Linked DNA regions of Homo sapiens: region 2 is linked to region 1. A link is a loop called in an ENCODE intact Hi-C map of the cell type or tissue named here. Cell type or tissue: dorsolateral prefrontal cortex. All regions are shown on one strand. Links, peaks and the distances in the headings refer to the core of each region. The heading gives the core; the rest is flanking DNA. Region 1 holds the start of LOC124903956 (a long non-coding RNA gene). Region 2 overlaps NOS2 (nitric oxide synthase 2).

Evidence for each region. Hi-C counts contacts between places; a loop is a spot of excess contacts. Peaks named below come from ENCODE experiments on the same cell type or tissue, not always from the same donor. Only the 100,000 strongest peaks of a DNase experiment are listed, where the experiment ranks them.
Region 2: it touches region 1 in a loop (5-fold over the local background); 10 of 110 quality-filtered maps call a loop at or near these places.

What each region holds. Positions count from the first base shown.
Region 1 is chr17:27,230,805-27,246,292 of GRCh38, forward strand. LOC124903956 (a long non-coding RNA gene) reads right to left here and starts at 10,905. Exons shown (of 2, transcript XR_007065676.1): 1 at 10,809-10,905; 2 at 7,055-7,619. It overlaps LOC105371704 (a long non-coding RNA gene), which reads right to left and starts at 994. Exons shown (of 3, transcript XR_934632.2): 1 at 914-994; 2 at 425-627. RefSeq lists an enhancer at 7,967-8,066. In dorsolateral prefrontal cortex, for the core only: CTCF peaks have their summits at 6,099 (motif pointing right) and 6,310; a DNase peak (open chromatin) is centred at 6,077; H3K27ac peaks cover 1,549 bases.
Region 2 is chr17:27,749,695-27,765,182 of GRCh38, forward strand. NOS2 (nitric oxide synthase 2) reads right to left here. Exons shown (of 27, transcript NM_000625.4): 21 at 14,287-14,450; 22 at 13,104-13,311; 23 at 11,450-11,537; 24 at 10,929-11,050; 25 at 10,336-10,484; 26 at 9,187-9,381; 27 at 7,072-7,659. The coding sequence ends at 7,552. It also overlaps the pseudogene LGALS9DP. Among named protein-coding and RNA genes, the nearest start is that of NOS2, 43 kb to the right of the region's middle. RefSeq lists an enhancer at 6,222-6,722. In dorsolateral prefrontal cortex, for the core only: CTCF peaks have their summits at 10,518 (motif pointing right) and 10,717 (motif pointing right); a DNase peak (open chromatin) is centred at 10,517.

The DNA.
Region 1 (15,488 bases), core at 2,449-10,448:
TTTGTGTATATTGCTTATTTCTTTATGTGTTGAACTTCAGATTACGTGTAATAAACAGTCTGTGGTGCAATGCAATTGATTTTCCTGCATTGAAAGTTGAATTAAATGTGCATTACTCTGGGGCTGGTCACCATGGGGGAAGCTTAAAAGGTCTGATGGAAAATATATGAAGACCATTAAGGCTTGCTAGGCCCCATCTCCCTTGGTTAGAAACATGAACACTAGTAGCATCAAATTCATCTCCTTTCAGCTCTGTAATCCAAGAGGGAACAGAGTTCCTCTCTTCCAGCTTCAGGGAAACACTTCAGGGAGAGGCTGATTGGCCTAGCCCGGGTCTCATTCCAAGAAGTGTGTCCAGTGGATGAGGCCAGTTATCAAAAGGGGTGGGGGAAGGATGCTGAGCAGATTAAACAGTAACATCCACCTCCTACATTTTCTGAAATGTTGATACATTCACTCAAGTTGGGGAGTTTCTCCTGCTTCTCCAGGGTGGTCGTCTTTGATTTGCAGCGTCTTTTCCTACGTTTCTCACGTGGGAGGAAGCCCCGTGGGATGGATCTGCTGCCTGGTTCAGCGAGAAGGCTTTGCGGTGCAAGCCTCCTGCGTGCTGGGTCGGCCCGCCCCCGGCTATCGAAGACAGAAGAGGAGAAGGGCTCTGTCAGGGTTCTCCCAGCACTAATTCCAGAAAAATTGGAATAGTAGCCTTTACAGTGTCTCTGTTAGGTTTCCGTTTGCTACGGTAACAGAAATATAGAGGATTTATTGGCTCCCATTGCTTAAAATGTGGGTCGCTGGTGGGGGTGGGGGATGGGATGTGGGGCAATCAGGGCTCCCGCTCTGGTTCTTGGGACTCCCCAGGCTCATCTTTCCCCTGTGCTGGCAGCAAGGTGGCTGCCACAATTCTAGGCCTCACCTGACAACATGCCCAGGAAGACAGCCTCTTCCGGCAGCGATCTCTTCAGCACCAGGGTGTAATGTCCCAGAAGCTGCCAGCAGACTTCTCCTCACATCTCAGTGACTCCAACCCCTTTGTGAACCCATCCCTGTGTCCAGGGAGACGTCATGCGTGAATCCGCTCAGGCCTGGATTCCTGAAACAATCAATGGTTAGGGATAGAAATCCGCTTAGGCCAATTGGACCAATCCCTGGTGCTGGCAATGAGGTCAGTCTTGAAGCACATGGGTTACGTGAGGGAAGGCAGGAATCTGAATGAAAGCTGGGATACTGTAGGGCAGAAGGAAATGGGTGCTGGGTAGGAAACACCTTAACGAGCATCCTCTGCCTCCTTTCCGTGTCTGATCCAAGTCCCTGCCATCCCAAACTCCGTTGGAAATTCCCCCATGAGAATCCGGGAGGGGAGATAAACTAGATGTTCACGCTCACCTTGCCATTTTATGCCCAAACCCTTACAGATCACCCAATTCAGGCCCCTCATCTTACAGATAATGAGGCTCAGAGAGGAAAATGACTGCCCAAGGTCACGCTGTGGCTACAGTTGGCTGTAAAGTCATTCAAACCTTCCCAGTTCCTTTTCTGAGACCCGTCTGTGATGGGTAATTTTATGTGTTAATTTGGCTAGGCCACGATACCCAGATATTTGATCAAACATTATTTTAGATGTTTCTGTGAAGGTATTTTTTCGATGAGATTAGCATTTAAATCAATAGACTTTGAGTAAAGCAGATGACCTTCCACAACGTAGGTGGGCCTCAACCAACCAGTTGAAGGCCTTAATAGGAAAATGATTACCTGCCCAGAAGAAGAGGGAATCCTGTGAGTGGACTGCCTTTGGGCTCAGCTGCACCTCTTCCGTGGGTCTCCAGCCTGCCTGCTGACCCTGCAGATTTTGGACTTTGCCAGCCTTCACAATGGCATGAGCCAATTTTAAAAAGTAAATCCCTCTCCCTGTGCATATACATCCCATTGGTTCTGTTTCTCCAGAGAACTCTGACATCCCTAAAGGCTCAACCTATTATTTATCCTGACTTTGGGCCTACACCTATGTTTAAAAAAGTAATATTCTAAAAGAGTGGCTGCTCAGCAATGGGTATAGGATTATTGAATAACTAGTTTTCAGTTAGTGATGAGCTGGTGGAGTGTATAGAGACTAATGCCAGGGTTCTCACAACTGTAGCAATAATGTAACTGAAGAAAAGAGGCTTACCCTGTTGATGTTCAACATCAGCAAAGATCCTTTTCTCCCTGCTGTAGCTCTTTCTGCTTGAGACAAAGTGTCCATGTTATCGGGATCTGCTATGCGCCATCAGGCTCCCTTTAGTTGCCCTTTGGGCTGCCCACATCCATTTCCCCTTCTCAATAGCCAAAATTCCCTTTGGGGCATTACCCTTCCCCAATGTGGATGGCTAATTGTGGGCAGTGCTCCCACTAGGGATGCTCAAGGGGCCAGACCTGTTTCTCCTGGCTCCCATCCAGCCCGAGTGTGAGCATGTGACTTCAACCCAGCCAATCATGGACTCTCTCCTGGGACTTTAAATCAAGTGACATGAGAATAAGAGGGTGTATTACTCCGTTCTCATGCTGCTATGAGGAAATACCTGAGACTGAGCAATTTGTAAGGGAAACAGGTTTAATTGACTCAGTTCTGCAGGGCTGGGGGGCCTCAGGAAATTTACAATCATGGCAGAAGGGGAAGCAAACATGTCGTTCTTCACATGGCGGCAGCAAGAAGCTCAGAGCAAAGACGGGGGAAGCCCCTTATAAAACCATCAAATCCCGTGAGAACTCACTCACTATCACAAGAACAACATGGAGGTAACCACCCCCATGATTCAAGTACCTCCCACGGGGTCCCTGTGGAGATTCTAGATGAAATTTGGGTGGGGACACAGTCGAACCATATCAGAGGAGAAGGTTGGTGCCATGCATTGCAGAAGAGGCAGGAGAGGCATCAACATTTCTACAGGCTCCTCTGGTTATGAGACTATTTATGGACTTTCTGTGAACTCTGTCCAGCTTCTTGGCCTTCCAGTGTGCTCGTGGTTCTGGCCATTTCCAAGCCTATCAGGCTCCTGTCAATTTTGCAAGCCCCTGTGAGTCTTTGCTTTGATTATCCAGAATTGGCATCTAACCAGCAACCAAGTCCCCCGACTGATACAGACCGTTGAGTACTGTCTCCAGCTCTGCTTTAACTTAGTGATGTCATTTCACTTCCCCAAGCCTCAGCTTCCTCATATGTAAAATTAGGGAATGAGCCTAGATCTGTGTTCTGCAAATATGTTTCAGCCACAGGAAATTTCATGCAAACAAATTTTCCTTATAGGAGCAGATAAATCATAAAACTGGTCGACGCAGTGCTGCTCTGGTTAAAGAGAGTCCTGTCCTCTTGGCACTTTCTCAGTAGTGCCCTGCTGTGACTCCTGCAGGGTTCCATAGAGCACGCTGGACTAGACAATCTCTAATACCATAAAGGGACAGGGGTGTACTCTCTCTCCCTCATGGCAATGAAAAATAGTCTGGGTTGATTTAATTAACTCAGGGAGGCGTCATATCCACAGTTTCTTATTGACAAAAACTTGTTTCTTCTCTTCTTGAAGGAAATGTGCTTAGCAAATGTCTGTGATATGTTTAAACACACACACACACACAACCAATTTAGCTGCCAAGTTTTTTTTTCTTTTCTTTTCTTTTCTTTGAGACAGAGTCTCGCTCTGTTGCCTAGGCTGGAGTGCAGTGGTGCGATCTCGGCTCACTGCAATCTCCACCTCCGAGGTTCAAGTGACTCTTCTGCCTCAGCCTCCCGAGTAGCTGGGATTACAGGCACTCACCACCACGCCCGGCTAATTTTTGTATTTTTAGTAGAGACAGAGTTTCACCATGTTGGCCAGGCTGGTCTCAAAGTCCTGACCTCAGGTGATCTGCCCACCCCAGCTTACCAAAATGCTGGGATTACAGGCATGAGCCACTGCACCCAGACAGCTGCCAAGTTTTAAGAGCACTTTTTATCATGGGGAAGGCACAGCAAAACTACAAAAAGCAAACAACAACAACAAAATCTTGAGTGGGGATGTTTTAAACCATTTAAAGTGTCTCTTTTTAAAATTTTTTATTTTTTAATTAATTAATTAATTTTGAGGCTGTGTATGAGACTGGCTAATTTTTGTATTTTTAGTAGAGGTGGGGTTTTGCCATGTTGCCCAGGCTGGTCTCAAACTCCTGGGCTCAAGGGATCCACCCGCCTCAGCCTCCCAAAGTGCTGGGATTACAGGCATGAGCCACTGTGCCTGGCCCAGACACACTTTTTCTCACAAAAAAAGTGCTGACTTATGCATTTATCATGGAGAAATACTCAATTCTATATCTCAAAGACCCAATAAAATAATCTAAAATGGACAAGACTCTATTCACAAGTGCCTTAAAGAGACACTTTAGACTAGGCACAATGGCTCACATCTGTAATCCCAGCACTTTGGAAAGCTGAGGTGGGTGGATCGCTTGAGCCCAGGAGTTTGAGACCAACCTGGGCAACATGGTGAAACCCATCTCTACAAAAAATACAAAAAAATAGCCAGGTGTGGCGGTGCCTGTGGTCCCAGCTACTTGGGAGGCTGAGGTGGGAGGACTGCTTGAGTCTGGGAGGTTGAGGCCACAGTGAGCCAAGATCACTCCACTGCACTCCAGCCTGGGCAACAGAGTAAAACCCTGTCTGAAATTAAAAAAAAAAAAATCTGCCATAGGCCTGGTGCGGTGGCTCACACACTTATAATCCCAGTGCTTTGGGAGGCTGAGGCAGGAGGCAGCAGGAGGATCACTTGAGATCAGGAGTTCAAGATCAGCTTGAGCAACATAGCAATATTCTGTCTCTACAAGAAATTAAAAGAAAAAAATTAGCTAGACATGGTGGCATGTGCCTATATATAGTTCCAGCTACCCAGGAGGCTGAGGTGGGAGGATCACTTCGAGGCTGGAGTAAGCTGTTATTGCACCACTGCACTCCAGCTTGGGCAATAGAATGAGACCCAGTATCCAAAAAAAGAAAAAAAATCTGGTGTATATTTAATTCCATGAAGAAATCAAACATTATCCCTCCCTTTGGCCTGTAGCACCAGGTACTTTGCTTAGGATTTTCACACACACAATCTCATGTATTCTCAAACAACTTTCTGGAAAAGTATCATTTATGATTCCTGTTTTATTGGTGAGGACACTGAAGCTCAGAGAGATTAAGTCATTTACCTAAGCTCACATAGATAGTAAGCAGCCACTAACTGCATGGCTGCAAAGCTTATGTTCTTTCAAATATAATACTCTACTCCTTTCGTTAACACTATGCATTTGGAGATATTAAAGTGTAGAATAATTTGACTACATAGTTCAGTGGTCTTTCAGCTTTCTCTTCTAGATACAGCCTCAATAGGGAGACCCAAAACTCCCAGCTGAAGAAGCATCAGAGACCTCTGGGTGCCTCCCTTGGGTTCCATGTGTCTCTGCAGGAACACTGGTAGAGTTAGTTCTTGAAAGGAACAGTCCTCTTAACCCTGGGGAGTCTTATTTCCTATGGCCAGTTGAAGTTTCCTCTAGGAAGGCAAGCTCATTTTAACAAACTACAATCAGGAATAAATATTTACAACTAAAAAAAAGGGTTTTGTGAAAATGAATTCTCCGACTCTCTTCTTTGTTACTCTACAGACATCATCAGTCACTGAAGATAATGACGGAGTTATGGGATTAGGGGATATGGGATACGGGATATAAAGGTAACTATGACCTTGCTCAAATAATTCTAATTTTGACTCTTGGTTACCACTTTGTCCTTGTCAGCTGTTCTTATTTCTAAAAATGATGGTACTCTAAAGATAATCCAAAGAGTATTTATTCATTCCAATGAAGTTAATCAACATTTGCATATGTGGTTTACTGGGCAATAAATCATTTCTAGGTACTGGTCCTGAATATGCCACTTCATAAGTAACTGTGTACTCTTGGGTAGGTCACATAAGCCCATTGAATCTTATTTTCTTCATCTCTGAAATGAGAGATTTAGATGAGGCATTCTGTAAACTTTAAGATTCTTATTTTGCTGGTTACTTTCAAGGACCTGGGAGCTATGCAATCCCAAATGTGTCCAGCAGAGGTCAGGAGATGTCACTAAAAGCTCTGAGGGCTACTTTAATCCCAGTTAGCTTTGTAAATAGTTTTATGATAGTCCCTACTCTCTGTGTTACTTACCTGATTTTTTTAAGGTTGGGCAGGCATTTTTCTTGAAAAATTAAAGTAGGGATGCATTGTGTGCTTTAGGCCTCTTTCTCAAATGTAAACCATTTCTCCCCTGGCCAATGCCTAGTGAGCAAAGGTAAATTGCCCAACAGAAGGTGATACGTGGGAACAGTTTAACCTTTGGTAAATGTAAGCAAGTATGGATGCTATGGCAAATTCCATTTCGTCAAAACTTTCTCTTTATGACAAAGGATTTCTAAGCTCTAGCTAGTGATCTAATATTTTGAAAAAATTCATGATCACACCACTGCACCAGCCTGCGTGACAGAGTGAGACTCTGTCTCAAAAAAAAGAAAAGAAACATATTTATCCAGCAAAATTATCGTCATAATATGGGTTTCAATCAATATTTCTCTTTTTCTCTCTCTTCTGGGTTTCATCAGAAAAATTATCTTGGAAATATACCATTGCAGAGATAGAGACTCTTAATAAATATTTAAATATTATAAGCATTGGTTTATTTAGGCAGAAACAGGAGGACTGATTTAAATGTGGGTTGAATCCAAAGAATTGGGAATCACAGGAAGACCCTGCAGCAAGGTCAAGCCCGTCACAAAGAGCTGTTTAAAGAAAATGTAGTAGAGACAGTCTGGAAGTTAAAGTTGACTCTGGGTAAGACCCCCATTTAAACCTTGGTCAAGTTATTTGGTAAAGTTTCTTAACTTTCCTGGAGATAAACTCCCCCATTTCCTTATCTATATAGTGAAGACAGTGGTAAAACCTCATAAGATTTGTGTGGGGATTAAATGAGCTAATACACATATATAAAGAGTTTAGGAAAACACTCGCCACACATTAAATGAGCAATAAGTGAGAGCTATTGCTGTCATACATTTTATTAGAGAGGAGTGTTTTTAGAAAAAGCAAATGGGGAACAAAATCACTATGTCTTTTTCTAAATCTCTTTCATGACTATCTCAGACTAGGTTTGATGATTCTGTAGTGTGTTTCAGCCACTGGAGCTGAGAGACCCCGGCCCGGCCACCTGGCCATGCAGACTTGACTGGCACCATCATTCCCAGCTCACAGCAGCAGCAGAGGCAGCTGGATGCCCATTCCTGCCAGCCAATCCTTATCCGACTGCCGGCCCGTCAGCCAGAGTCAGAGGCTGCCTTCCCCATGGAGCAGGGACTGTCGGTGGCCTTCCCCCTCTCTCAGCCCCACGTGGAGCCTAGGCTGGTGCTGAGTTGCCTGCTCCCTGCTTGGAGGTCAACTTCCATCCAGTGCTTCATCTTTGGCCTCTGAGGCTTTTCTGTTTTTCAGCACTCAGGCCAGGTGAGGGTGGCTCATGCCTGTAATTTCAGCACTTTGGGAGGCTGAGGCTGGTGGATCACTTGAGCCCAGGAGTTCAAGACCAGCCTGGGAAACATGGCAAAACCCCGTCTCTACAAACAATAAAAAAATTAGCTCAGTGTGGTGGCACACACCTGTAGTCCCAGCTACTTGGGAGGCTGAGATGGGAGGATTTTGGGAGCCCAGGGAGGTCGAGGTTGCAGTGAGCTGAGATCGCACCACTGCACTCCAGCCTGAGCAATAGAGTGAAACTGCCTTAAAAAAGAAAGAAAGAAAGAAAGAAAGAAAGAAAGAAAGAAAGAAAGAAAGAAAAGAAAAGAAAAAAAGAAAATTAGCACGTGGTTTACTCATTGTCATTACTTCTTCCCCTGCTCTGGCAGGCGCCTCTAGGACAGGTCTGCACTGATCTCTCCCACCATCGCTAACCCACGGTAGGATGGACTGGGCTCTGAGAAAGCTGGGAACAGTGGGCCAAGCAGGGCAGGGAGGGCTATGTGCTTCCTGCAGGAGAGAGAGCTGGGTCGTGCTGCGCTCTGATGATGAGGGGTGTGAGCTGGGTGGCAGGAGGCATGGGCCAGGTGGGATGGCTCCCTCGAAGGTTGGAGAAGGGTTGGCAGGGGGGCAAATGAACAGAACATTCCAGATCAGCTGTGGCACCCATCACCCACCATGGGCTGTCCAGCAGGGTGGGGGCCAGAGCAGGATTGCTACAGCCTGCTCACATCCTTGAGACCTTTCTGAAGACCCAGGCCAGTCGTCGAGGGACCTCCCAATCACTCACGTTCAAAACCAAAGATTAAAAGGGAGATGGCTGTCTCCTTACACCGACCATAGCTCCAAACTTTCTGAAAAAGGCTTAAACTCTTAAGGTTTGTGCTTACTCAAATGGAAAGAAAATGGGAGGAAGTGTCAATTCAAAGAGAAACTTTCTGCTTCCTTCTAAAGATGACTGCAGCCTAATTCTGGCTCTGACACTGTCTTGCTCAGATCCAGCCAAGCTCCTGGCTCCTCCAGGCCTTGCTTTTGGTGCCTGTAAGGCAGCTCTGGAGTAATGGGGGCAAGCCCCACCTGTGAGGAGTGGGGGAAGGCGTGAGTGTGATTTGTGATTGCTGATACTTGATGCCCACATACCTCACTCTCAACATGTGTTACTATCAGTGTAATTTAAGATATTTTTATAAAACCAAAAAAAAAAATCTAGTGTCTTACCTTGTTGGAAATCCCCTTTGGGAAAGTGCTAATACTAACTATTGAACATGTATCCATTGCATTTATAATTATCCTGATAATAACTGCCATTTATTTAGAAAAAGTATATAGAAAGCCATGGTGCAGTAACACCATTCTTCCCATTTTACAGACAGGGACACTGAGCCTTAGGGAGATGAAGCAATTCTGCCTAAATGCAGGCCGCTAGGCATGCATGAGCTCAGAGCTGGCACTCTTAAACCCTTCTGCGTGTCTCCATGCACAGTGAGTTCCTGCTCGGCCCACCCTCAGGGCTCTGCGGACAGGCCTGCCTCAGGACCTTTGCAGGTGCTGCTTTCTCCCTCTGGGATTCCTCTCCCCTCCCTCCCGCCCCCTGCCCTTCCTTCAGACTTCTGCCCCATGCCCGCTATTACTGAGCCTCTCCCTCCCATATGAACGGGTCCACCTCTTCGCCCTTTCCCTTTCTTGTTTGTCTTCCTCCCTTCCTCGTTTGATCATTCTCTGTCTGCTTCCCCCACTAGAATAAAGACCTGTGGGGTCTTTGTTTTGTGCATGGCTGTATCTTTAGGATCTAGGAGAAGGTGCTCCCTCACTATTAATTCAACAAACCAGTGAATGAATGAGTGGCCGCCAGGATTAGCGGGGCTGGTGGGCAGAGCAGAAGCAGTCTGGATGCCGAGATTTGAGGGAAAGCTCCCTCCAAGCCCTCAGGACTCACTGTAGGGTTAACTCACTGTAGGGTTAACAGGGCCCAGCTCTGGCAGAGCACAGTTCAACAGCCAGGAATGAGCTCAGCTCCCGTCCCCACTCCCCCCTTCATCAGAAGACTGAGCAGCTTTTTCCCTCTGCCAGGCTTCCAGCAATACCTCCCCTTGGGGTCTTTTCTGCTTATTCTCCCTTGGGAGGTACTGTGGGAGTCCAGGGATTGGGGTGGGGTGCAAGCGTGAGGGTCTCTGGGGAAGGGAGACTGTAAACACTTCCATTTTAGCACTGAAATCCCTGAAGTCTCTTCCCTCTGGCTGGTTGGTTCAGCCAGAATAAACTTTCTTTTGGGGTGAGCAGCTTGGCTGGCTTTTCAAGACTCAGTTCAGACATCTTTGCCGCCCGTCTTCCAGGTTAGTGCCCTCTTTGCTGTCCTCAGGATGGTCTCAGCCCTCTCTCTGCTTCTCACAGCAGCGTTGCCTCTGTCTGCTTCTCAGAGAACACTCACGGTCTGGGGTCGTGCCTTTCTTCCTCTGGGCCCCAGGCCCAGAATGGCAGGGGCTCAAATCAATGTTTGTTGAGTAAATGAAGTGGGATGGGGAGGCGACCGATGTTACCATCTGAGAGCCAGCACTGTGCATCATCAATGTTTGCATGCCTTCTCCAGCTACAAGTGCCAGGGTCAGCCGCGAATCCAGAGGGGACCACATTTTATGTAGGCCATAGGACTGACTCAAGACAAATAATGCTTTGCCCTGCAAAATCAGTGCTGTTGGGCCAGGAGTGGTGGCTCACACCTGTAATCCCAACACTTTTGGAGGACGAGATGGGTGGAACACCTGAGGTCAGGAGTCAGAGACCAGCCTGGCCAACATGGTGAAGCTCCATCTCTAACTATAAATACAAAAAAAAATTAGCTGGGCGTGGTGGTGTGTGCCTGTAATCCCAGCTACTAAGGGGGGCTGAGGCAGGAGAATTGCTTGAACCTGGGAGGCAGAGGTTGCAGTGAGCCAAGATCGCACCACTGCACTCCAGCCTGGGCAACGAGACCCCGTCTCAGAAAAAAAGGAAAAAAAAGAAAAGAAAAACCAGTGTTGCTGGTAGCAGGCTGCCCCACGGTTAGTCCCTATCCAGCTCAGAGAATGAAGACACCAGCATCAGGGGCATCTCCCTCACTCCTCCCTTCCCTCAAGCTCCAACAGCTTCTTGCATGCATCCTCCCACTGACTGCAGAGTGGAGGGTGGGGAGTGGGGGCAGTTCTCATTTACAGGGGGAAAGAAATCCTGGGTGGGGGTGAGAAAGGGGAAGAGCAGTAGGGGAAGCCCTGAGGGTTGGGTGAGCACCCCTGGAAGCCCAGAAACCTCATTACCTTCCATTCTGACTCATCTGTCTTCTAATTCTTTCTAGCTTCTTGGCAAGGACAGAGGACCCTGCTGAGAGGGCTTCAGGAATGGCCAAAGACTGAGACGGTGCAGCCTCAGCCACGCCCAGAAAGAACTTGGATAAGTCTGTCTTGCTGTTTTTCCAGTTTTTGTTTGCACCTCACAGGAAGAACTGGTCCGCCTTCATTCCTAGCCCCACCAAACTGACAGGTTAGACTGACTCAGGGACCATCCCCTTTGTCAGGCAGTTCCCTCACTTGCTGGACTGACCGTGGTTCTGCAGTGTGGTTGGGGCCCCTGCATAACACTTTAGCCAACAACTACATTAGAGAACTCTTTGTCTAGACTAAAGCCACATTTCCCAAAGTCGTCAGATTAAAGACATCACCTGGAAGTTCTGATTGGGTCGGTCTGGGGATGCCCTGAAATCGACTTCTGAAGCGCGCCAGATGATTTATAAAATAGCTCAGTAAAAACCAAGCTCAGCCGGGCACAGTGGCTCACGCCTGTAATCCCAGCACTTTCAGGGGCCAAGGTGGCTGGGTCACTTAGGCCCAGGAGTTCAAGACCAGCCTGACCAACATGGTGAAACCCCGTCTCTACTAAAAATACAAAAATTAGCCAGACATGGTGGCACATGCCTGTAATCCCAGCTACTCAGGAGGCTGAGGCAGGAGAATCAGTTGAACCTGTGAGGCAGAGGTTGCAGTGAACTGAGACCGTGCCATTGCACTCCAGCCTGGGCAACAAGAGCAAAATTCTATCTCAATAAATAAATAAATAAATAAATAAATAAATAAATAAATAAATATACCAACCTCATAGAAAGTGATAGAAAATGTGAAAAAAACAAACAAACCTCATTAGCGCCTGGCCCCTTCCCACCTGTCAAGCCTAATTCCCTGCACATGCGCCCTGAGCTTCCTCCTGCAGTTCGCTCTGCCTGGAAGGTCCTTTCTCTCCTTTGCCTGTCTGGGGAGCTCTGAGTCTGAGTTTTTAGCCTGGGAAGGCTTTCTCCATTACATTCTTGAGGCCTCTCACAGAGTTAGGAGAGTCCTCTGCTCCCATAGCTCTGTGGGTATTTCCCATCTGGAGCCTGCAGCAAGCTGGAATGAGAGGTAGTAGTAAGAAACCAGCCCTCTTTATGAGTAAACGTGTATTTGGTAACTGATACAGCTGAAGAGCTGGTCAAGTCTTGCTTTCCTCGGAACAATGCTGCTGATTTGTACAGTTGATCACTCTCACCAGCCCCAGATTATTTCAATGGCTCCACATTGTGCCTGGGATTGAGTCCAAGATTCAAGTGCCTAGCATGCTGCAAGAGCCCTAAATGACCTATGGGTTCCTCCAGCCTCATCTCCACCCATCCCACCCCTACCCACCTTGCATTTCCTCACAAGGGCCACACTCTCGCACCTCCCACCTTCATTCATGATGTTCCCCCTGCTTGGAATACTTTCTTCTCATGTCCTACCCTGCTTCATCTGACTCCTACTCATCTGTCAGAAGTCACCTGCTCTGGGAAGCCTTCCCAGGTTAATGAGAGGTGAGTCAACTTCCCCCAGCAAGATGGAGAAATCAGGATGCCCCTAAATAGGGGGTTGGATAAATCCAGGATTCTACCTCCACAAAATGAAATAAAAATAGAGATGTGAATTTTCTTATTTCTGTATTAGGCAGTTTTTAAAATACTGTTGTGTTCATGGCAATATATTCAAGAATGTAAAGTGAAGAGTAAGTCCCTCCTCCTGGTTTCAGTCTTCCCTGAGGCACTCACTGTTGTCAGTTTCTTGGGTGGGTCTTACAGACATGTTCTACCCCTAAACGGGTATACACGTATGTCAAGGTGAGAGAGGGGTAAAGATGGGGGATACAAAATGTATTTAAGTCATGGACCCTGCACCTGAGAAACTCACAACTTCTTGGGAAGGTTAAGTCAGCCCTACTCCATGAGTTAGAGTATTAAATGGCATGTGGGAACCTGAATGAGGTCACTCACTCAAGGCCACTCACAGCCACTCAGAGCCAGGATTCAAGCCCCAAAGAGATTGAATGGGCTTGTTCTATAAACCACCCACCTGCCATAAGTAAAAGGGACACCTTTCATAAGTGGTATCAAGACAGAATTCCTAACCCCCAGTCCCCAGGTATAGTTCGAATGCACATTATTGTAATCCCTCTATTGCAAAGTCCTGGTTCTTGGACTTTTAAAGCTGGGACATAGCTGAGTCTGGGGCTGGAAACCAGGACTGGCAGGTGCAATAAAAGTAATAGTCCATCAAGCTTTGTTGCTTGAACTATGGTTACCATAAGTAATTACAGGAAAAATAAACAAAAACACTCCATGAAGCTGAAGTAGTAAAATGAGACTCCAGCTTCGAGAACAGACACGGTATTAAAATTGGGGCATCTTTGGGTCTGGCATCTCCACCCAGGCCATTTGACATGTGAGAAAATCTCGAGAGGTGAAGTGACTTGCCTGAGGTCACTGGGTTGATTTTGACAAAATGAAGATCAATATGCCTGTTTCCTATTCTGAGTTAGTCACTGTCCACAGCACCGCCTTCCCCACCACCAAGGGGAAGAGAGGCTGCAGGACAAGGTGAGCGCACCCATGTCCTTCCTGAGATGAGGCCTGTGCACTCTTGAAGTATTCTCTGACTTCAAGGGAGAACCAGTGGGAACGTCAGGCTTGGAAGACCAAGTCAGGGACTCAATTACGGCCTCACTGTCATTGTTTCTAGCTACAAACTATAAACACCGACTGCCTGAATGGAGAAGAAAATGTATCAGAAGGTAAACAGGCAGCTCACAGAACCACCACAAGACCCTAAAACTAGGTTTAAAGCTGCACAGTCAGGGACAACACCCCCCGACGGAACCCAAACCCTATGTGCCGAGAAACCTCGATGTGTCCCCAGCCGGCTCAGCGGCCCCTGCTGTGCCAGGAATTCAGATGTGCTGCACTGCCGACCATCCACAGTGGACATTCTCGGGAGTCCTGGCCTCCCTCAGAACCCCCACGCTCCCCTAAGGTCTGGCACAGGCCCCTCTGGTTGGCCAGCCCTCGTCACATGCGCTGGCTGTAGTTGCAAAAGGGAGGCTGAGAAAGGGGAAACGGAACATTTCCGTTTCTCTAGTAGAAGGTGAGGACCTCCTCCCGATCCAATCATAAAGTAGGAGTCCCCCAAACATGAGAAAGGAGTTCAAATGCCCAGTGGCTCCAAAAAGAAGATAAATGTCCTCCACCTGTTGGAAGTGGGGCATAAAGAAGATGGATGAGTCCTAGAGGAGGAAGGGAGAGGAGACCCTCCACAGAGCAGGGGCAGCTGAGTCTGTTAAGTGAAATTTGACTTAGTGGTGCAGGAACATGACGCATGAGGCATAACTCCACTATCCCAATAGCACAGGGCTAGGGTTGCCAGATGAAAGTCACATGCTTGGGGAATTGCAACACAGGAAGAGAAATTGAGCAATGAAGAGAAATTGAGAAATGAAGTCTCCGTACATTAAAGAGGAAGGGAAGGCTAATCTCTTCCTACCCTGGTTAAGAAAGAATTTGAATGGAGAAGAGGAGGAAAGGAGGCTGATTTGCATTAAGCACCTACTATTTTTGAGCACCAGGCCCTGAAATGTGGCTGGCGTGATCTCCTTTAATGTGGAGAAACAGAAACAGTACAATCTTGATAATTTGGGGATTTGGGAAAAGACTCCTTTCCCGTATGTTTCTTCCGTTAGTGTTACAGCCTCCTGGCCTCTCCCCTTCCTGCAAGCCCCTCCTGGAAAGAGGAGGTGATTGTGAGCTGCAGAGGGCAGTGTAAGCCTGGCTCTGCCTGCCTCCTGCTTTCCCTTGGGTGGGGCCTCCCATCGGCAGCTGGCGAGCACAGCTGTCATGCAGCCAGCCCTGCAGTGAGGCCCGCATGTCTGAGTCCTGCCTATGACCAGGCAGGTGGGTCTAATTCTGGGTATGACATTAGGATGTTGGTTGTTGCCTGGTTCATCTAAGCCACACCCTCAATCCGGGCCTTTATCAGCAATGAGGGTGATACTGCAATCCATACCTATCTTACTCCTTTATGTCTCAATAGTTTAGAACTCACACTGAGGAAAAGGGATGCTCCTTACCAATCCCCCTTCTCAAATCTCACCAGTAATTTCTGATAGGATTAGCACAGCATTTGACAAATATTAAAGGATTCAATTTTTAATCATCCTAGGAAGCAGGGCTCTTAACTTGAGATTTGGGGATGGACTTCAGAGCATGGGACATTCATTTATTCATTATTTTTCTTTTCTTTTCTTTTCTTTTTTGAGACAGGGTCTTGCTCTGTTGCCCAGTCTGGAGTGCAGCAATGCAATGACAGCTCACTGCAGTGTTGACCTCTTGGGCTAAATTGATCCTCCCACCTCAGCCTCCTGAGTAGCTGGGACCACAGACATGCCACCATACTCACCCCCTCTACCATAAAGTCTGAGGGAAAATTACTTTCTCTCCAAGACATTCTTGCAGCTGAAAATGTTACATAACATAGTTGGCCAATGAAGTATAAGCCAAAGAATTCTGGGAGCTTCTGGAAAAATTTTGCTTCCTTGATTGGAGCTGTGATTCTTTTTTTTTTTTTTTTTTTTTTTTTTTTGAGACAGAGTTTTGCTCTATTGCCCAGGCT
Region 2 (15,488 bases), core at 7,489-15,488, 520 kb after region 1:
ATTTTCTAGAAAGAGGGTCCAGGAGCTCAGGGGTGGTCCCCATCCCAGCCTGGGATGCCTCCCCCGGAACACGTGCTCTCCTCTGGCAGGTGATGGTGAACGGGATCCTCTTCGTGCAGTACTTCCACCGCGTGCCCTTCCACCGTGTGGACACCATCTCCGTCAATGGCTCTGTGCAGCTGTCCTACATCAGCTTCCAGGTCAGACTGTGCACCTGGCACCGGTCCCAGGGGCTGGGATGCAGGGCCCAGCATAGCTGTGTCTAGGCCCAGCTGGGTGGGCCCAAGCCAATCTCCTACCCAGGTCACTCTGGGGACAACCTCTGCTTCCCTGTCCCAGTACCTGCCCGCCCCTTCTCCTCTGTCACTCTGCCCCTCCTTCTGTGTTACTGTCCCTGTCCGGAACACCTGCCTTGGTCTCCCAGACTCCTCAGCTGCCCCTTTCTCCTCACCCCTTGATTTCCACCCTGGTTAGGAGGCCATATTGTTCTAGAAAGAACACAGGCTAAGGAACCAAACTGAATCCAGTTCAAATTCCAAGCTCTGCCATTCATCCTCTGTGGGATCTTAGACAAGCAACTTCACCTCTCTCAGCCTAGGTTTCTTCATCTGTAGAATGGTCATTGCCTGCCCCCCATGGGTGGTTGTGTGGTTCAGTGAGGAGACAGATATCAGAGGTCACACAGTGGCCCCCCTGGGCCCACACCAGGGTCTGTTTGACCTCTGTGTTTTAACAACTTTGAATGTGTTGCCAACATCTAAAAGGTCAGGAGAGTCAGGTATGGTGGTGGAGGTCTGCAGTCCTGGCTACTCAAGAGGCTGAGGCGGGAGAATTGCTTGAGCCCAGGAATTAGAGTTCTGCCTGGGCAACATAGCAAGACCCTGTCTCCAAAAAACTTTGTTTAAATAATAAAATAAAATAAAACAAATAAAACTAAAGAAGGTCAGGAGATACCAATACCACGTGAAAAATGGGAAGATTAGGGTATGCTGGGCCCACATTCCCACAGGGCACCAGCAGCTGGGTGGGAGCTACTATTACCCTTTTGGCATTCGAGGCTGCTCCCTGAGATCAGCGAAGCACACAGTAGGCCCTCAGCAAATCTGGGCTTCTCGCCCTTTGGTCCTCATCTCTGACTTTGGTCCCTCTTTCCCTGACTCCCTCCCCTGTGGGTGAATGGGGAGGGAAGAGCTGGAGGGAGACCGCACCCCTGCACTGCTCACCAGAGCCTGGCTCTTTCCCATCCCATCTTGGCAGGGCCCTAACCCCCTTGCCTCATCCCCCTGCCTGCCTGGTCTCTCCCTCTTGCCCTTGCCTCTGCCTTTCGGCTTCTCCTTGGCTCTATTAATGCTTCTCCTCACTGCCCGGTGCCTTTTGTTTTAACAGAACCCCCGCACAGTCCCTGTTCAGCCTGCCTTCTCCACGGTGCCATTCTCCCAGTCTGTCTGTTTCCCACCCAGGCCCAGGGGGCGCAGACAAAAAGTGAGTTCAACACAGAGGCCCTGGGTGGCCGAGCAGACAGTAGGAAGGACCGAGGGTCTGAGAGGCTGGCCCCAGCCAGCAGGCCACTCAGGGCCTACAGGCCCCATCTTGCCCACTCAAGAGTTCCCTGTCTGTCTGCCGGGCACCCAGAGCTGGGGACCTGGGGGTCTCCCTGAATTCTTCATTCCCCCTTCTTTACGTCTCTCCAAGGCACCAAGAGGCCCGAAGCCACCGACATGGCCCAGGCCTCCGGGATTCCTCACCATGACGACAGGGGTCCAGTTCCCCACCCCCCACACCCAACCACTGTCACAGTGGTTCTTATAAGCACTTAAGTTCTTATAAGTGCTTCTTATAAGCAAATCTGATCACACCCTCTCCCTGCTTAAAAATCTTCACAGCCCCCAGCCCTTCAAATAAAGCCCAAATTCCCCAGCAGGGCATACAAATTCCTCCCAGTCTGACCCCAATCAACCTCGCTGCCTCACCCCTAAACCACAAAGCTCACGCAGCCTCTGCAGCTCACTCAAGGCCCTCTCGGGCCACCATGTTTTTGCATATGCTGTCCCTGGTCCCGGAAGCATCCTCTGCCAGCCTGCCCCCAGCACACGCCTAATTGCCCTTCCATGCTCTGCCTAAATGTCGCTCCTCTGGGAGTCCTCCCCGCCTGGAATATTGTTGGACGCTCCCCCATGACCCCACAGAGTCTGTACGTATCTGTGCCATGCCAGTTCAAAGCACCCCATTGTAACTGTGTTTGCGTTGTCTGTCCCCGTCACTCCACCCCCATCTCCCTATGCCCATGAGGCTTCAGAGGGCCGGGACTGTGCCTTGTTCATTTGCACTCAGTGAATGAATGTGGAATGTGGTTCACACAGCCAGGGAGAATGGGATACCAGCCAGGGCAAGAACAGTCTACTGGGTGGGGCAGGATCCAGGACAAGGAGGTGAGCAGCCCTTCCTCTGGCCACTCCAGTAGTGGGGACTGGGAGGAGGGGCGCTTTGTCTATGCAGTCTTCTTACGGCTCATCACGGTACAGACAGGGCACCTGCCTCCTGCCACGCTGACTTCAGGACTGGTCGAGCCCCAGGGAACATTTGCAGCGCAGCCCAAATTTGGCCCTGGCCCTGGGGAGGATAGAAAGTGTGCTGGATACAGTCAGACAGAACTGGCTGCCACTTTGGATTTGATGCCTTCCACCTGGGCGAGCTTGGGCAAGTTGCTTAATCTTTCTAAGCCTCATTACCTCACCAGGGACACAGGAGCTGAGGCTGCTTCCCTCATTGGAAAGCAGTGAAACCCAGGAATCAGCCCACAGTAGGCCTTCAACAAATACCACTTCTCACCTTAGTGGTAAAATATGGCACTGGAAGTAATGCTCTTGGCTGTGGGAGCTACAGAGAGCAATGAGGTCTCTATCAAACCCAGCCTCCTCTCTCTCAAGAGGAACCAATGGGGATACCCTACCCCCCAACCCCAAAGCCCTGTGCACCTGGGGGTAAAAATCTGGGTGCCACGGGCTCAGGAAGGCTTTCTTGGGAGCAAGAGGGAGGTGGGTGTGTCCGGGGAGGCATTTCTGAGCACAAGAGCCTCCCTGGAGTTTTGCCACCATCTCCTCCCATTCTGTGGTGCCCGCGATAACCACTATTCTGACTCTCCTCACCCCTCCAGCCTCCCGGCGTGTGGCCTGCCAACCCGGCTCCCATTGTAAGTCTCTTGCTTTCTTTTTGGATCGTCCTCATTTTGGCTTTTCTGGGCTCATGGAGGAGGCAGGGCCAGGCATTGGGCCTCTCCCATTGGGAGTGGGGAGGGCACAGGCCAGGCCCTTGACCATCTGCCCGGCCTGGTGAGGTTGGGGGTTGGATGTGGTTGGCTGGCCGTGATGAAACAACCTGAGTTGCCACCCCGTGGGCAGCCACGGAAGACCATGCCCCACATTCACTTCTGTCACCTGCAAAGGGAGGCTAGGCTGAGAGACGTTTCCCCGAGAGGAAAGATGGGCCAGAGCCACCAGCGTCCCCATCTGTCTTCTCCAGGGTTCTAACCTTTGCCCCTCGCTCATCCCCTTGAGAGAAGAGACACCTGGGCCCACCCTCTGTGGGGTCTGTGGGGCCATTGGGCTTGTTACGCCCCCTGGAGGGTGCCTGCCGTGTGGCGCCCTCTGGTGGGAGCTGGTGGTTTTCACACGTGAGAGCCTGGGTGAGACCTGGTTTCTTTCTTCCAGACCCAGACAGTCATCCACACAGTGCAGAGCGCCCCTGGACAGATGTTCTCTGTAAGTCTACAAGTTCTGGTCAGTTCACAGCTGCACAGTGTCCTCCTTCACCAAGAACTAAATTCCCTAGAGCGCTAGAGTTGGGAAGAAAGCGGTTTAGCAAGGAGGATGGGGACACTAGGGGCTGAGTGCTTGGCTCAGGTGACATGTGGCTAAAGCTGTCCTTGGGACAGCAGAGATTCTGGAAGAAGCAGGATTTATCCAGTGGTGGAAGAGGCAAGCCCCCTAGAGACCGGGAGGGAAACTGGTCTGTCTGTCACCAAGTGGGGAGTGCAGTGGCCCCAGCACCCGGATGTGAGGTTCCTGGCCCTGCATCCTGGGTCCCCAGGATGTCACTACCGATCATAGGCTTAAGCTCTTCTCCTGCTGGTGCAAATCAGGCCGGAAGTTTAGCGTTAGTGGGGCTGCCTGCAGAGGGGTTGAGGGACAGGTGACCGTGGTGGAGTCCGGGAACACGGCAGGAAGTTCCAGGAAGGCTAACATGAAAAGGGAGGTGGATGGGGGAGTCCAAGGGCCAAAGGCTCATGAGGTCAGCCTCACAGTGGAGCCCCTCTAGAATGCATGGGTGCGCGTGGGTGAGTGCTCGCGCACACATGCGCTCTCCCATTGAATTTCCTGGTTTCTTTTCAGCAGACTCCCGCCAACCCACCTATGATGTACCCCCACCCCACCTATGTAAGTGATTTCTCAGGGAGGGCGGAGGTTCTGTTTGTGGTGGGCAGGCTGGGGGTGAAGGGCCACTTCGGGGGTATCCACTAGCCTTGCAAAATGAAAAGCGAAGGGCTTTCAAAATGGTAAGCTGAAGGGCTTCAAAGCTTCCCAGCGAATTAGAAGACTGTGGAGAGGAGCTTTCAACCTTAAAACTGTCGTGTCAATACGAGCGCATTGCATGGCTCTCCCTTTTCACCCCACGAGATGAGTCTTTTTGTGTTTGGCCAAAGTTCCTTTCATGACACTAATCTAAGCCCATTAATATGAGGAGCACTGGAAAGTTTTCCTTTGGCTTTTATGGAACCAAGTACAGATATCGTTGGTTTCTTCTTAGCTGACAGCCCAAATTCATGGGACCTGGTACAATCTTCCCTTTTGTGTGGTGGGCTGCCCTGGCTGCCACTGGCTGACCCATGCCTCTCCTTCTGAAAGCCGACGCCTTTTGTCACCATCATTCCGGGAGGGCTGTACCCATCCAAGTCCATCATCCTGTTGGGCACTGTCCTGCCCAGTGCTCAGAGGTAAGCTAAGGGCTCCAGTTGACCTCTGGGAAGAGAGAGCCCTTCAAGGTGATTCCAGCCATTCCCCTGGCTTTGGGCAGGCTGTGGATGACGGGGAGGAAATAAGGCCCAGAACTCAGTGGACAAAGGTCCAGGTGGGCTGCCCACCCCAGGTTCCACATCAACCCGCACTCTGGGAACCACATCGCCTTCCACCTCAATCCCCGTTTTGATGAGAACGCTGTGGTCCACAACACCCAGATCAACAACTCTTAGGGGTCTGATGAGAGGGGCACAGCTGGGGAGAGGTGGGGAGTGGGCAGTGAAGATGAAGCCCCATGCTCAGTCCCCTCCCATCCCCCACGCAGCTCCACCCCAGTCTCAAGCCACCAGCTGTCCACTCCTGGTGGGAGGTGACGTCCTCAGTCCCTCCCCTCTGACCTTTAACCTAACTCTCACCTTGCACCCTGCATCAACCCTTCACCCCCTCCTGGAAAGCCAGCCTGATGGCATCCCACTGGCCTCCACCAACTGACCAGAGTGTTCTCTTCAGGGGACTGGCTCCTTTCCCAGTGTCCTTAAAATAAAGAAATGAAAATGCTTGTTGGCACATTCATGTGGGTTGACCGTGGCTTCTTTAATTCATTTGGAGACATTTTGGAGTCTGTGGAATCGGGCGGCGGTGCTGCTGAGAGGAGTGGGATGGGAAAGCATGGACTCCCTTTGGGCAGGGGGTCCTGACCTCACACCTCCTCCCAGAGGGTCCCTCACAAATCCCACGAGGGTGTTGGAGAAAGCAGGCTGGGGCTCTAGCCTTTTGGGCAGGAGTCTCGGACACAGGAAGGTGGTAATGGGGGACACCAGGAAACAGCCCCATGCCTCCGAGATGGGAGAGGGGCTGGGGCAGAGCCTGTGAGGGCCACAGCAGGGTCAGAGCTGCCTCCTCAGACCTGGCGTCCCAGTGGGAGGAGGTGGCTTGGGGAGGGGGGTCAGGAGAAGCCAACCCGAAGCACCGTCTGGGTGTGTGTTCCATTGTGGGTCTCTCCGGCATTAGGGGTTAGGGCTTGCATAGGAAAAGTGGCTCAGTGTTCATGTGTGGGGTTCTGCCAGCCACTGGGCCACTGCCAGGAAGCCCGACTCTGCATCCAGGTGATGCCAACACATCCTGCTCAGCCCAGTAAGAATCCAGTTCCTCAGGCCCCATAGTAGTCCTCAGAGCAGTGGCACCAGCTGCATCCGGGAGTTTGTTGGAAACGCAGCATCCCGCGCCCCACCCGACCTGCGAGGTCAGAGTCTCTGTTTTCACAGGACCCCAGACGAGGTGCGCACATTAAAGCTGGAAAGCCCTGGTCCGGGAGCGGACTCCTGGCCTTGTTGCTGAGATGCACGGCTGTCGCGCAGGGCATGGAGCTTTCCTGGAGCCTGAGGTTGGCACTGCCCCTTCTCCTGCCCCTGAGATGCTACTGCTAGAAGGGGAAGGTGGCGGGCAAGGGGGTGAAGTCGGCCAGGGCACCCAGGAGGCAGAGGCCAAACCTAAGCTGGGAGCCGTGTGTTGCCAGGACCCCAGTGGCCGCCGCTGAGCTCCTTTTTTGGTTCTGACCAGGAGAAGGAAACGGGGCCCACTCTCCTAAGAAGGCTTCCTTGGCCTGCTCCAAACCCAAGAGGGTCCCCAGTCCCTCAGGCGAGGATGCTGTGGCCCACACTCGCCTCGACACGCTGCCTTCCCAGGGACCACATCCGTACTGGCCAAGGCACAGTCTCGCATGAGACTGGTGGCCCCAGAGCAAAACGCTTTCTAAGACAGTGTCCAAGAAGAAGCTCAAGGCCTTCCTCGAAACACTGGCCTTATGCGACAATCCCACCCTCACCAGACCCCGTTTCAGATACTTTGTGTGGGAGGCAGGCCTGCGCCCCCTGCCCTACCACAGGTCTTTGGACCAGCACGAAGCTCCATCTGCTGCTGGCACACCTGGCAGCCATTTCAGAGGAGCCATGGACTGGCTGGGGTGTCCCTCTGTCGGGGATCTGTCCAGGCTGTGACACCCACCAGCTCCCCACTCTGAGAAGAGCTTTCCCTACAAAACACCCACACACGCATACAGTGTGATTAAAGTAAAATGCAATTCATGTAAATATCTCCATCAAGGAATCATACAGGGAAGACCCAAGTGGCCATGGGGAACAGACTGGGTGTTAGTTTTTTAAATACAGAGGCATAAATAACTGTACACAAGGCAGTTAAATACACAGTGGTGCGATAGCACCTCCTGGTGGTCACTTGAAGTGGTGCACTCAGCAGCAAGTTCCATCTTTCACCCACTTGCCAGGCCTGGCATTTAAGATTTTGTCTCCAAGGGACCAGGGAGGCCCCAGTTTGAGAGAGGAGGCTCCGATCAATCCAGGGTGCTACTTGTTAGGAGGTCAAGTAAAGGGCTTGATGGGGAGCAACGTTGAGGAAATAAGACTTGAGGCTGGGGGATATCACTTTCCTCCATCTCCCCAGGCCCTGTGACCTCAGATAATGCAGAGCTGGCTCCATCCTTAAGTTCTGTGCCGGCAGCTTTAACCCCTCCTGTAGGCCCTCAGAGCGCTGACATCTCCAGGCTGCTGGGCTGCACCGCCACCCTGTCCTTCTTCGCCTCGTAAGGAAATACAGCACCAAAGATATCTTCGTGATAGCGCTTCTGGCTCTTTTAGGTAAAAACAGAGAGCAACGTGTCAAGTCCAGGCTGGGATGAGCCCCTGGGGTTGCCCAGCTTCCCTATCACATGGACCTTCATGAGCCATCTGTCTTCCCAACTGTTATACTTAGATTGTGCTTGAATCTGGTTTAGACCCTAACCCTGCTCAGCACCTGCTCTGGTGCGGGCCCTCTAACCATCTCCAAAGCTTTACTTAGCATACCCATTTCCTGCCCAGCGTTCATCCCCCACCCAAGATACTCCAGGAAGTGTGAGCTCTGAGATAAATATGTTTGGGAAATGCTACGTCCTTTCTTTCCTTCCAGCCTTGAAGGGTCCTGATGAACAGCAGCATACTGAAGGCTCCCAGAAGTCTTGTAGTAAAGCAACGTGTTTGCCTTGCCTTAACTAAGCATGTCCCAGGCTATTCGACCTTGGAATCTTTTTGATGCCAACTGTCTACCGACCCACTGAACACATTTGGGGAAATGCCTGTTATCTCCTCACTGTTCTTCAAACACGCCAGCTTAACTCCCACCCCCGGGGCCTTTGTACCTGCTGCCCCTCCAGAACAGCCCAGAGTGTTTCCTTCAGTATCCACAGGGCTCCTCCTCACCATCTCAGGTTTATTCTCAGATGCCACCTTCCAGCTCTGCCTTCCCTGGCCACCCTATTTAAAATTACACTCCCCAGCGTTCCCTGGGCTGTTTCCTGCTGTTTTTCTCTGAAGCACTACACCTCTTTCTTGTCTGGGTTTGTCAGCCCCAGTAGAATGTAAAGAATTTTTGCCTGATTCATTTACTGCTCTATCCCTAGCACATAGTAGGTGCTCAATAAATGTTCAGTTGAACGTATGAATGTGTCTTAGGGAGAGTATGGAAGTGACAATCACAGGCTTTGGAACCAGAGAGAGGCAGACTGAACTCTAGGCTCTCACATTTACTGCTGTGGTCCCCGTAGGCCCCCTTCCCTCTGTAAAAGGGGGTGCCTCCCTCATAAAGTCCTCGGCAGGACTGAATGAAATGTCACATGAGAATCCTTGGCAAGCAGTATGCCCAGTGTAAGCCCTTGATAAATATCACTATTATCTTCATCAATAAAATGCAAGCCCTTCCTGCTGGGGGGATGAGGGTGAGCAGACACCAGCCTGGGTGTAAATAAGAAGTGTGAGGTTCACACGAGGCTGACGGGGGGCAGCCTTGCTCTCCCCTGTGTTCACAGCCTTGCTTTGGCCACACAGATACTTTCTGAAAGGGGGGTTTGGGGAGAGGCCAGGGAGACTCTCCTGCCCCCATTCTACAGATGGAAAAATGGAACACATTCACCCGACTTCTCAAAGCTGCCAACTGGTCCAGGATGTGCAGTAAGGCCATCTGACAGCCCACCCAGCTCAGATCTCAGCCACTGCTAAGATTCTCTTGGGGTCCAGAACCTTTCTGGGCCTGATTCCCCTGGGTCTACCTGCCACCCCTGGTCCTGGCTCCAACGGCCTGTGCCCTTGGCCGGCACCTTCAGCCCACACACCCACTACTATACCTTGAGCTGAAAGAAATAGTCCTCGACCTGCTCCTCATTCAATTTCAGCTTGGCAGCCACCAGCTGCTTCAGGGTGTGGGCCACGTCCCGGGCCATGCGCACATCCCCGCAAACATAGAGGTGGCCTGGCTCCTTGTGGAGCACACGGAGCACCTCGCTGGCCAGCTGCTGCCGCAGGATGTCCTGAACATAGACCTGAAACCAGAGGAAACAGTGGGTTCAGTCCTCAGCTGCTCAGGACAAGGCTTGCAGGCAGGCCTGCTGGCCTCAAGGAGGCGGGGAGAGGGGCACTAAGGGGTGAGGAGTGAGTCCCCTTCCAGCCAGGACCTTGCAAGGGGCCAGGCTCAGGATGAGGTGCATGGATGCCCCTGGGGCTCGGCTGGGATTAGAGAGATAAATGCTGGACACAGTCCTGCCCTCGAGGGGCTGACCATCCAGTGGGGATCCCAGACTGTCTCTGAATTTGCCATGCTTCAAAAAGGCATCAATGAAGGCAGTCCCCCTGCCCAGGGCTCTGCCTACACCCCAGAAAAGGGAGCCTCTCAATGCAGTCTACCCATTAGGTCTCTGCAGGGTATGGATCCCGGGCTCCCCAGATACAAGGTCCAGGAGTCAGTCAGGGACTCTCTGCTCCTGCTCCACACAGGATGCCCAGTGGCCCCAGCACTGGGCACAGAGCACTGGGCCCAAGAGGTGCCCTGATGGGACAAATGTGTGAAGGCCGAGAGTCTATTCTGACACCCCAGGCTCAGGGGGTAACGCGGCCCTGGGGACAGAAGAGCCCCTCTGATGGCCGTGGTGGAAGCATCGGCCGCCCTCCAGCCTTGCAAGGCTTGAGCGTAGCCAGCCTGGACCACCTCTCCCCGGGCAGTCGCGTGTCCCAGGGGGCCTGCTGGGGACCTTCAGCAGGCTGGGCTCTGGGGTTAACCCGCGTGTGACCTAGGTTAGTCCTGAACCTCTCCAGGTCTGTCGCTTCTGCTGTATGAGAGGGTGTAATGCTCTTCACAGCATCACTCTGATGGTTGTGAATTACCAGCATTTTCGAGCTCAGGAGGTGAAGGCTCGGGGAGGCGAGGGGCCTGTGGGGACCCAGGGCTCACAGTGGAGCTTGTGTGTGTAATGCTTCACCTGCTTTGAGGCTGCATTTACCTTGGGCTTGCCAGGCAGGCGGGAATAGGCTGTGTGCACCGCATGCAGCACCCCCTTCTGGGCCATCTCCAGCATCTCCTCCTGGTAGATGTGGTCCTCATCTGGGCGGCGGCACCCAAACACCAAGGTCATGCGGCCTCCCCGCACTCCTGCAGGAGTCCCGGGCTGTTGTTACCATGTTGGCCACCAGAGGGCGCCAGGGCTCCAAGCCCAACTGGAATTCTCACTTCACTCCCACTAGCTATTTAATAGCATTATCCCCACTTTACAGATGAGGAAACTGAGGCCCAGCGCATTCAGATCACTCATCCATAGTCACAGAACTGAAAGTGCGGATGCAGAATTCCCTCAGCCAATCGGAGATCAAAAGCAGGGACTTTCCTGTTACCTCCACTCCCAGGAGAGGGAGCCCTGGCTACTATGCGGGAGACGGAAAGGCAGCCATTCTAACCCGCAGAGGCCCGCACAGGGAAGCAAACTTGGGAGGCCTTCCCTCGAGAGAGGTCAGGAACCGTTTGTGGGGCTGCAGTTCTGCTCCTAGGCAGGCGCTGGCCCCCTGGTGCCCCTCCCACCTGGGAAGCCTCCAGCCTTACCCTTGTGCTGGGAGTCATGGAGCCGTTGCTGCCAGAAACTGCGGAAGGGCGCGATGCCTGTGCCAGGCCCGATGAGGATGCAAGGATGGGAGGGATCCTCGGGGAGGTGGAAGCCGCTGGCACTGAAGAGGACAGGAGAAGAGGGGGCCAGTCCTCAGACACCCCAGGCCCACGCACACACAGGATGGCTGGGGAGCTGGGCCTGTGGGAGGCGGTCGTGAGGGGGTGGAGAGGACAAGAAGCTCCTATTTGATTTCCCACGTCCTGCAGGCTGCTTCACTTCTGTCCAGGCACCAGCACCTCCCCCAGGTCCTTCTGTAAAAGGGCCAAGCTCACTGGACTCTTGAGACCCACCTGTCATCGCTGTCCCTGCTACAGGCAGCCACACCAGTGTGACCCCAGTGCCTTCTTTATGGGCCAAGGGGCTCCGAGCGTCTCCTAAACCCCAGATCCCTCCCTTTCCTCCCGGAACTCCCAGGGGTCGGCGGCCCCACAGGGGACAGAGTGGAAGGGGTGCTTACTTCCGCACAAAGCAGGGCACTGGGTCTTGGGGCTTCAGGCTGTTGAGCCATGTGCTGCAGACGCCGTGGTGCAGGGGACCCTGGCCATCTGCAACGATACCACAAAGTGACCAACGTCCCCCCACTGCCCATGCGCAAACTGTACCAGCTGCTCCGCCCACACCACGGCCCTCCTTGGACGCCCCCACTCAGGCACTCTCAGGACTCAATGAGCAGCTGTTTGTCCTCCTGGTTCTGAGATCCACCCTCTGTAAGCGCGGAGCTGAGGAACGTTGAAAGGGACTTAGAGAGGCTGCAAGTTGCTCCTTCTGCCCAAGCAGAAACTGAGACGGGGAGAGGAAAAGTGACTTGAAAAAGGTCACTCAGGTCGTGGTGGAATCAGGTGGACAGCTCAGCTTCCCTGACTCCTACTCCAGTGCTCCTTCCAAAGACTTTCTCCGGGAACACTCCCAGCTCACCACTGAGCTCCACTGACAGCAGCATGAAGTGGCCCCTCAGGGTGGCTACTGCTGTGCGTGCTCATGAGCGTGGCCCTTGCTGGTAGCAACCCTGGGTGGTGGATGAGTTCCGCGCATTTCAGCCTGCTCTGGCACCTTGCTTTCCTCCTCAGTGGGCCCTCCTGGGCTTGTAGAAACCCAGGAGGTCTCTCTGGGTTGTGTTCCCTTTACAATGGCCCAGCACTTGAGGAAGGCCTCCAACCAACTGCAGAGGTCCCCCTGGTTTTCCTCGGGATTAAACTTTGATCTCACAGGACACGTCTGCCTCTCCTCTCCTGGTCTGGGTGGCTGTTCTCTAGCAGGGCAAATAGAGTCTCTGCCAAGGTTTTAGAAACTGTGTTTTTGCTTCTTGAGGACAGAGGGCTCGGAAGTGTGGGCAGCTCCCAGCTTTGCCAACCCAGGCAATGCTCAGTTACAGAGGGCAGGGCAGGGGGCAGCGGCCAGTGGTGGAGCCGAGACCACCTGGACGAGATGTTGGCCTCCCGCTCTATGGCAGCGTCACCCCCTGCTCTGCTTCCCTCAGTGACCCTGACCTTTCCTTCTTGGCTTCAGCACAATGAAAATCATCTAATTATTTCTATGCCTATCTCTCCACTGCCGCCTCTAGATGCTCCCTGAGGGCAGGGCTGATCTCTGTTGTATTTCCATACCCACCCCAGTGCCAGGCACCCACTGAATAGCTGAGTGAGTGAATGAATAATCAATGCAGAATCTCCCCTGCGTTCAGGCTGCATGATTGGGAAGACTAAGAACCACTGGCCTCCTACCAAGGGTTGAGTGCTCTTCACATCTGATCTCATTAAATTGTCCCAAGAGTAGTGGGACAGTGGAGTGGTGGAGGACTTGGACTCAGCAGTTAGACTATCCAGGTCTGAATCTCAGCTCTCCACTTACTAACAGTGTGACTTTCTGTGCCACCTGTAAAATGCACACAGTGCCTACCCCACAATGTAACTGATCATATACATACAGAAGGCTTGGTTTAGTGCCTGGTTCCTAGAGATCTCTCCCACACACCTCCTAATACTGTTAACAACTCTGGGCTGTGGGTGTTCCCTCCCTCCTTGAACTGATGAGGGAGCTGAATCTGAGTTGATGAACAGATGTCCAATAATGGGCGGAGCGGGGCTGTTCCAGAGCCTCTGCCCCTGGCTCACCTCGGGTGTGGTAGGTGACCACGGCCACAGTCAGGTGGATCTCTGTGGGCGTGTGATCCCGGGAGGAGCTGATGGAGTAGAACCTGGGCTTCAGAATGGGGAGCTGGGAAAGCAGGAAGCCAGCAGACACCCGCAGGGACGGGAACTCCTCTAGCACCTCCAGGAATGTGGGGCTGTTGGTGAACTTCCACTTGCTGTACTCTGAGGGCTAAAAGCCAAGGGTGATGTCAGTGACTCAGGGCGCCTGTCCCGCTTTGGGGAAAAGACTGTCACAACCCAGTATTCATTCATTCATTCACTCACTCAACAAACAAGTCCATGTGCCAGGCACTGTCCATGGTGCTGAGACGACCAAACTTGAGACAAAATAAGTGCCTGTCCTGGAGGAACTCAGTCCAGTACATTTATCTAACTTGTGTTACCTCCACTGTCGGCAACTCATGGGCAGGGGTCAAATCTTTATTGTAATTTATTTGGGGCAAGGCTTTGGAACCAATCAGACCTGGGTTCAAATCTTGGCTGGGTGTCCTCACTAGCTGTGGAATCTTGTCCCAATTACCCTTTGTGAAACAAGGACAGTATTGCCTGTCTTGTGGGGATGTTATGGGAATTAAATGAGAAAGCATGTGCCAAGTTAGTACATTGCAGCCACAAAATAATGGCGGTGGAGGTAGCTTAAATTGAGATAATTAGCTATAATGATGATGATAATAATGACAACCAGTGCCTTTTGCAAAGACTTGGAACCAGACAGTTGCAGGTGAGTTAACGCATTCTCTCATTAACTTATTAATTCAGCTCTCCATCTGTCACTCTGCCCATTATGCCCATTTATCCATTCATCCACATCATCCATCCCCCAATACATCTTAAGTGACAAGTTTATTCCAGTTTTGGGGAAAGCAAAGACGGATAAGGGCGGCTCCCCTTTCTAGCTAATGTTCAAGGCAGTGCACTCTGGTTGCATCCTGCAGACACTTGGAAAAATTCAGTTCACTCAACACAACTGTGTCCTAGACATGGGCCAGCGGACGATGCCTGGCTTCCCACCAGCCTTTGACAAGTCTCACTTTGGGAACCTGGTGTGGATCCCTCTTGAAAGTTAAAACCAGCTCTGGACTCTGGCTCCCCACATGCTGGGACCCCCCACATACCCCCACTGCCCACCAGCCCTGATCTTCACCTGGCACAGGGCCTCCAGCCTCTGTCTCTCAGGCTCTTCTGTGGCCACCTGGGCCAGCTTTTGGAGCAGCAGCTGGGTTGGGGGTGTGGTGATGTCCAGGAAGTAGGTGAGGGCCTGGCTGAGTGAGCAGGGGGGCAGCCTCTTGTCACTGACCCAGTAGCTGCCTGGATGGGGAAGGAAGGTGTCAGGATGGAAAAGAGGCCCCATTCAGGATTCTCAGCAGGTAGCGAGGCCCCCAGGCAGACACCCTCTATTCTCCAGCTGCAGGGGAAAGGAGGCTCTAAAGACCTGGCTCTAAGAGCAAAAGGCAGGAAGAAGGTGGCGCATGGAGAAAGGACTGCCAGGGAAGGCTGATCACCAGCCCCCAAAGGGGCAGTAAGTTGGCGTGGTCCTGATAAACTAACCACGTCCTTCTCTGGCCCAGACCTGAACTTTAGCAAGACACTCACTGGTGATCTACAGACTCACAATGACTAAATCCACCAAAGACTAATGGATACCTCACAGGCCAGTTGTTCACTTAGAGAGAAGCCCATGACTGCAGTCCCCTGGGTGCTGTACCAAGATGTGCTGGGTGAGCAGATGAGCCCAAAGGGAAGTCCCAGGGAGCAGCATGCAGGGCAGTCACAGCACAGACCCTGGTGCCAGAAGACACGGGTTCAAACCCTGGCTCCCCACTTCTGAGGTGACTGAAGCCTCTGGGCCTTGGCTTCCCTCCCTGTGAAACAGATCTGATAGCACAACCTATCTTGCTGGGTTGGCATGAGCACTGAATGAAATTGTGCCATAATAGTTGGTGCCGTGCCTGGTACACAGATGCTTTGTAAACACTGGGTAAAAATAAGAGCCTGACATTCTCTCCTCTGGAACAGAGTCCTGATGAACCACATCCTTCACCCTACAGTCACAAGGGCAACTGTCTTGTCGTCCCCACGTCTCAGGTTCTCTCACTTTCTCCTGGACAGTGGGGGTCACTGCCAGGCTCTGTTTCTCTGATCCCACTTTCTTTTTTATTTTTTTGAGATGGAGTCTCTGTCACCCAGGCTGGAGTGTAGTGGCGAGATCTCATATCACTGCAACCTCCACCTCCTGGCTTCAAGCGATTCTTGTGCCTCAGCCTCCCGAGTGGCTGGGATTGGGATAACAGGCATGTACCACCATTCCTGTCTAATTATTTTTGTATTTTTAGTAGAGACGGGGTT